Linked DNA regions of Homo sapiens: region 1 is linked to region 2. A link is a loop called in an ENCODE intact Hi-C map of the cell type or tissue named here. Cell type or tissue: Caco-2. All regions are shown on one strand. Each heading gives the region's core, and the rest is flanking DNA. Links, peaks and the distances in the headings are about the cores only.

Region 1 (2,919 bases), core at 90-2,589, 340 kb before region 2:
GCCAGTTCCATGTCCCTTATGGTGTGGGGAATTGGAGAGGGGGTGGACATAAATAACTTACTTTTATAATAACTAAATATGTTAAAATATGTTATAGGAAAAGAAAAATGTTAAGGATTACCCTCTTTTGGAAATGTTTGTTAGTAGCTAACATTTATTAAATACTATGTTCTGGGCACGGTACTAAATGCCTATTTAAATACTGTCACCATGTTTGAGATCTAAAACAGGCTTAGAGAGGCGAAGTAGCTCTACCTGATGTGACACATCTACTCAATGACAGCAAGGATTTAATTCCAGGTCTACCCAATTCCAAAGCCCGATCCTGTTTTGTTTTGTTGTTTTGTTTTGTTTTGTTTGAGACAGGGTCTCACTCTGTCACCTAGGCTGGAGTGCAGTGTCACGATCATGGCTCACTGCAGCATCAAAGTCCTGAGGAATTCTCTGACCTCAGCCTCCCAAGTAGCTGGGACTACAGGCATGAGCCACCACACCCAGCTAATTTTTGTATTTGTTGTAGAGATGGTGTTTCACCATGTTGCCCAGGCTGGTCTTGAACTCCTGAGCTCAAGCAATCTGCCTGCCTTGGCCTCCCAAAGTGCTGAGATTACAGGCATGAGCCACTGTACCCGGCTAAGCCACTGCACCCGGCACCTGATCGTTTAATGCTTAGGCAGCACTGCAGTTTGAAAATGCTGCCAATGTTCTAATGCCACTAGAACACACATTCTCAGCAAGGGCGATATTGCCCTCAAGAGAGCAAAAGCTAGTTCTTGGTGGCCAATTGAAAAAAAAAAAAAAGTATTTACTCCTTCTAGGTATAAAGGACAGATATACATATAGTGCCCAATGGATTTGCAGTTTACTCGTAGTATCAAATTTCCATGAGAGGAGGGGGCAATTAGGGAAAAAAATCTAAAAAGGCTCCTTACAGGGACAATCATCAATAATGAAAACAAGGTTGAGCAACAGTGTGTTAGGACATTTTGGCAAAGAGCATGTTTACTGAAAGCAAGCAGTGTCTTACACAACTCCCAGGGTTTTCTCAGGGCACAGAAGACAGCGTCAACACCTGAGCTTTGTTCACTGAAAGCTTTTAGTCATTATGCCATGTGATGCTCCCAAGAACCCCCTCATGAAATCGCTAAGGAAGATATTTACTCTCCACTTTTAACAGATGAGGAAATTGAACTTTAGAGACGGTAACCACTACCTAGATTTAGTACCAAATAAAACTACCCTTTAAGAATAAAAAGTGATATAAAGAAATTTGTAAACAAAGCAAAATAGTTTGTTATAAACAGATCTTCAGTAAGAGAACTCAAAAGTCTGAGATGTACGAAAGAATGAAAGAAAGAAAGCAAAGTGGTTAACATGTGAACAAATCTATATGAATGTTGGTATATAAAACAATAGTTGTAATGTCTACTGTAGGGGCTTCCAGACATAAGACACAACTAAAACACTGGGCAATAATGGCATATAAGTCAGTGGGGAGTGGTTAGAGTTTAAGCATACTTAGGTCGTTGAATTGGTCAGGAGAAGGGTAAAGATATTAACTTGAGAAATTAAGCTAAATATACATGTTAAATTTCCAGGTTAAAAAAAATAGAAGACATCGAGAATTAACTGCCACATCAGAAGAATGAAAAGTGGAAGGAGGCTGGGTGCGGTGGCTCATACCTGCAATCCCAGCACTTTGGGAGGCTGAGGTGGGTGGATCACCTGAGGTCAGGGGTTCAAAACCAGCCTGGCCAACATGGTGAAACCCCATGTCTACTAAAAATATAAAAATTAGCTGGGAATGGTGGCTCACGCCTATAATCCCAGCTACTCAGGAGGCTGAGGCAGGAGAATCGCTTGAAACGGGGAGGCAAAAGTTGCAGTGAGCTGAGATAGCACCACTGCACTCCAGCCTGGGTGACAGAGTGAGACTGTCTCAAAAATAAAATAAAGTATAAATATAAATGGAAGGAGCAAATCCTATACTTCTCATGACAAATGTTACGAATCATTGAAAAACTATCAAATTGAGTCTTTAAATTCACTTAAAATCATCCTTCAATATAGTTGAATGTTGCTTAAAATCAATTGCATGGGTGTAAAATTTTTTATACTAAAAATAAGAAAATATTTTTCTTTATGGCTTAAAAATTGCCTATAGCTTACATAGTGTTTCCTCAGGGGTGGTCCATAACTCCAGCCTCCTGAGATGCTACACTCCAAGGGAAAGCATCCGTGATCCAGCCATCTGAGGGATGCTGCACAACACAGCCTCACCTGTAGACTCACAAAGCTGTATGGCCCTAAGACTTATACTTAGTAAAGAAACCTGCCTGCCTTGATTAACCCTAGTGTTTTCCAACCATTTTTTCCCCAATGAGGGTACTTCTCATTGTTTTCCTTCATTCATTGGTTACCCACCATCTTCTTCCTCTCCAGTCTAGCTTTGGAAGGTTGAAAGTAGTTGAGACTGAAGAGATATTTCTGAGATAGTCTCCTGGCTCCCTGGGATAAAGTGCATGGATTAAAGTACACCAGAATAGTCACTTTCTTTCCCTATGTGGGCCTCAGTTTCCCCAGTGGTCCAAGGAAGGAGTAGATGGCATGGCTTCTGAACCCCTTCTAATCTCTAATTATACATCTGTAAAATGAAGGGATGGAAGATGATGCCTGACTTTTCTTCCAGCTCCTACATTCTTTGATCTCAAGAATCATCTCACTTCACTCTCTCTCAGAGAAGGCAACTATAGCTCAGAGAGATGAAGTGACTTGCCCAAGGCTACGCAGCAGGGCCTAGACCTGCCGGGCCCCTGAGTCCTACCTAGCTCAGCATTCATGTGTTTTTACATGTGTGCTGTGTGTGTATATGTGAGCACATATATGTGAATACATGACAAGGTGGCATATTCTAAAGAT
Region 2 (2,919 bases), core at 328-2,827:
ATAAAGCACTGAAGCCCAAGTCATGCCTTTCAAAATACGGTGCTTTCCACTATACGATACTTTTTTCATTTGCTGTTGTTCTCTTATGTTGAATACTGAAGAAAGAGTGTTTTATGAATAATTCAATCACAAAATTTTATTTAATTATATAGCTATATGAAGACAGCTAATCCATTTCCTTGGTTACTAACATCATGAGACATATTACGAAGTCAAAATTCCCAATCTGAAATGCAAAGAGGAAAAAAAAAGTCATCAAAATTGGGCTCTTTTTTTTTTTAGGTGATGGTGTTTTACAACCAGAAGAGGTGCTTATAATTTGATTTTAAATTTAGAAATGCAGGGAAGAGGCAAGATTTGTTAAAAGAAAGCAGAAATATTCCTTGAGAAAATTATTTTAAGAATTAAAGATGTTCTTGTCAGGATGATAGAACTTAAGCTTTAGACTATTTGAGTGTGTATGTGTTATCTATATTCTCTTTTGTTGCCAGACTTTCTATTCTTTGCAACCTTAAGTCTCTTCCCTCCCATTCCCTCCTCCTGCTGAGTCCCCCCACAATGTCAGGTCATAGTTAGGAGGTTCTTGCAGGAGTAGTGATGAAAGATAATGGTGACTAGAGTTTGAGTAGTGATGGCAAAAGAAACGGTAGGGTTTGGGATATATTTTGAGGGGCCTATGGATGTGCTTGATGAATGGATGTAAGGGACGAAGAAAACCAATGAATCACAGATAACTCCTAGTTTTTCAGCTTGATCAACTTGGTAGTACTATTTAGTGATGTGGGGAAGACTTAGATGAATTAGATGAGCTATACAGTGAATGATGGGAAATCAGATAGAAGCTATTTTTTTAAGTTTTGTTTTCATAAAAAGTAATATCACATCTCAGACATTGGAAAGGTAGAGACTAGATGAAATTACTTATGATCCTGACTTCCTGACACAATAATTTTAAGTGTTTTGGTGTGTATCTTTATAGTCTTGCATAGGGGTTGGCAACTTTCTGTAAAGGCAGCTTCTTAACTCTGTTGTAGCATGAAAGCAGCCATAAACAATATGTAAACAAATGAGCCTGCTTGTGTTCCAGTGAAGCTTTATTTATGGACACTGAAATTTGAACTTAAGGTAACTTTCACATATTGCAAAAAATTCTTTTACTCATTTTTTTCCCCAAACATTGAAAAATGCAAAAACCATTCTTTGTGTGCAGGCCACACAAAAACAGTTGACAGGCCAGATTTGGCTGTGTAGCCAGTTTGCAGGCCCCTGGTCTTGTGCATTTGTTTTATGGTTATAGTCATATCTTACATTGAATTTTATTACCTACCTTTTCTACTTTATATATGTGCATACTTTTTAAATTGAAAGACAAAGTGATTGCATTCGTTGAATAGTAAGCCCTGATAAACTTAGTTTACAAAGTGCCTTTATGTTCATTATTTTTTTTAATTCTTAGAATAACCATGGGAAGTGTGTGTCATGCTTAATATAAAGTAAAATATGTATTATGTACATAATTGAGGGTAAGTTATACATTATCATTAGAACTCTGTCTCTTCCATTTCTCTCTATATGTTGGCTTTATTCTCTGAAATGATCTTCCCCCAGCAGCAGTGGTCATGGCTACCGGTAGCTCTGGAACAACATCCTCAAAGTTTCCCTCCCTCAACACTAGTTTGAGAAATTCTAAGGCAGGACTTTGGTCCTGTTACATCAAAATTTCATCCCCCTGTTAATCATTATGTGTTGAAAGGGCAGGGTCATGTAGGAAGATAAGAGTTCTCATTTAGAACCAATGTTTAGAAAAATAGGAGGGAGAGTGGATAGTTTCTCAAATGAAGGATAGGGTAGTGCAGACATGGCCACCTGGGGGAATTATGAATTAGCCACCCCAAATTGTGTCTGTTGACATTGTTTAATATTGATTTAAAATTATTTAATTTTATGCTCTTTTCATTTACCTATTTGTATTATGCTCAGTTCTCTTTGCCGTTGCCACTTTATGTTTTATCACCACCTCAAACTGAATTTTAAAAATCCCTAGTTTTGCCGGGCGTGGTGGCTCACGCCTATAATCCCAACACTTTGGGAGGCTGAGGCGGGCGGATCACCTGAGGTCAATAAGAAACCTGGCCGGGCACGGTGGCTCACACCTGTAATCCCAGCTCTTTGGGAGGCTGAGGTAGGTCATTTGAGGTCAGGAGTTTGAGACCAGCCAGGCCAACACGGTGAAACTCCATCCCTACTAAAAATACAAAATTAACCAGGCATGGTGGCACATGCCTGTAATTCCAGCTACTCGGGAGGCTGAGGCAGGAGAAACATTTGAACCTGGGAGGCGAGGTTGCAGTGATCCGAGATCAGGCCATTGCAATAAGAGGGAAACTGTCTCAAAAAAAAAAAAAATCCCTAGTTTTGAATGTAATTTCCCCAAGAGTCTGGGTCTTATACCTCAGTGAAAGTTACTCTTTTCTTTGCTGGTTTTTTTTTGTTGTTTTTTTGTTTTTTTTTTTGGGGGGGGGAGGTGTAGTCTTGCTCCTCTGTTGCCCGTGCTGGAGTACAGTGGCACAATCTTGGTGCTTAACTGCAACCTCTGCCTGCTGGCTTCAAGAGATTCTCCCGCCTCAGCCTCCTGAGTAGGTGGGATTGCAGGCACCCACCACCATGCCTGGGTAATTTTTATATTTTTAGTAAAGGCAGGGTTTCACCACGTTGGCCGGACTGGTCTTAAACTCCTGACCTCAAGTGATCCACCTGCCTCAGCCTCCCAAAGTACTGGGATTACAGGCATCAGCCACCGTGCCCAGCCTACTGTTTTCTTTTTAAAAGACCATATTCTGACCACTCCAGTCCCTCAAATACTAGAGTCCTTTTATGAAAAAAATCTTGGTCATCTCTTGCCTCTTTGATTGCAATATG

What was found. A loop is a pair of places that touch in the nucleus more often than their neighbours do. Peaks named below come from ENCODE experiments on the same cell type or tissue, not always from the same donor. Only the 100,000 strongest peaks of a DNase experiment are listed, where the experiment ranks them.
Region 1: it touches region 2 in a loop (3-fold over the local background); 7 of 110 quality-filtered maps call a loop at or near these places.

What each region holds. Positions count from the first base shown.
Region 1 is chr2:41,847,246-41,850,164 of GRCh38, forward strand. No RefSeq gene overlaps it. Among named protein-coding and RNA genes, the nearest start is that of LINC01913, 29 kb to the right of the region's middle. In Caco-2, for the core only: no CTCF peak of the experiment used is centred there; a DNase peak (open chromatin) is centred at 1,051.
Region 2 is chr2:42,189,731-42,192,649 of GRCh38, forward strand. The region is part of intron 1 of EML4 (EMAP like 4); the gene reads left to right. Among named protein-coding and RNA genes, the nearest start is that of EML4-AS1, 21 kb to the left of the region's middle. In Caco-2, for the core only: no CTCF peak of the experiment used is centred there; a DNase peak (open chromatin) is centred at 1,641.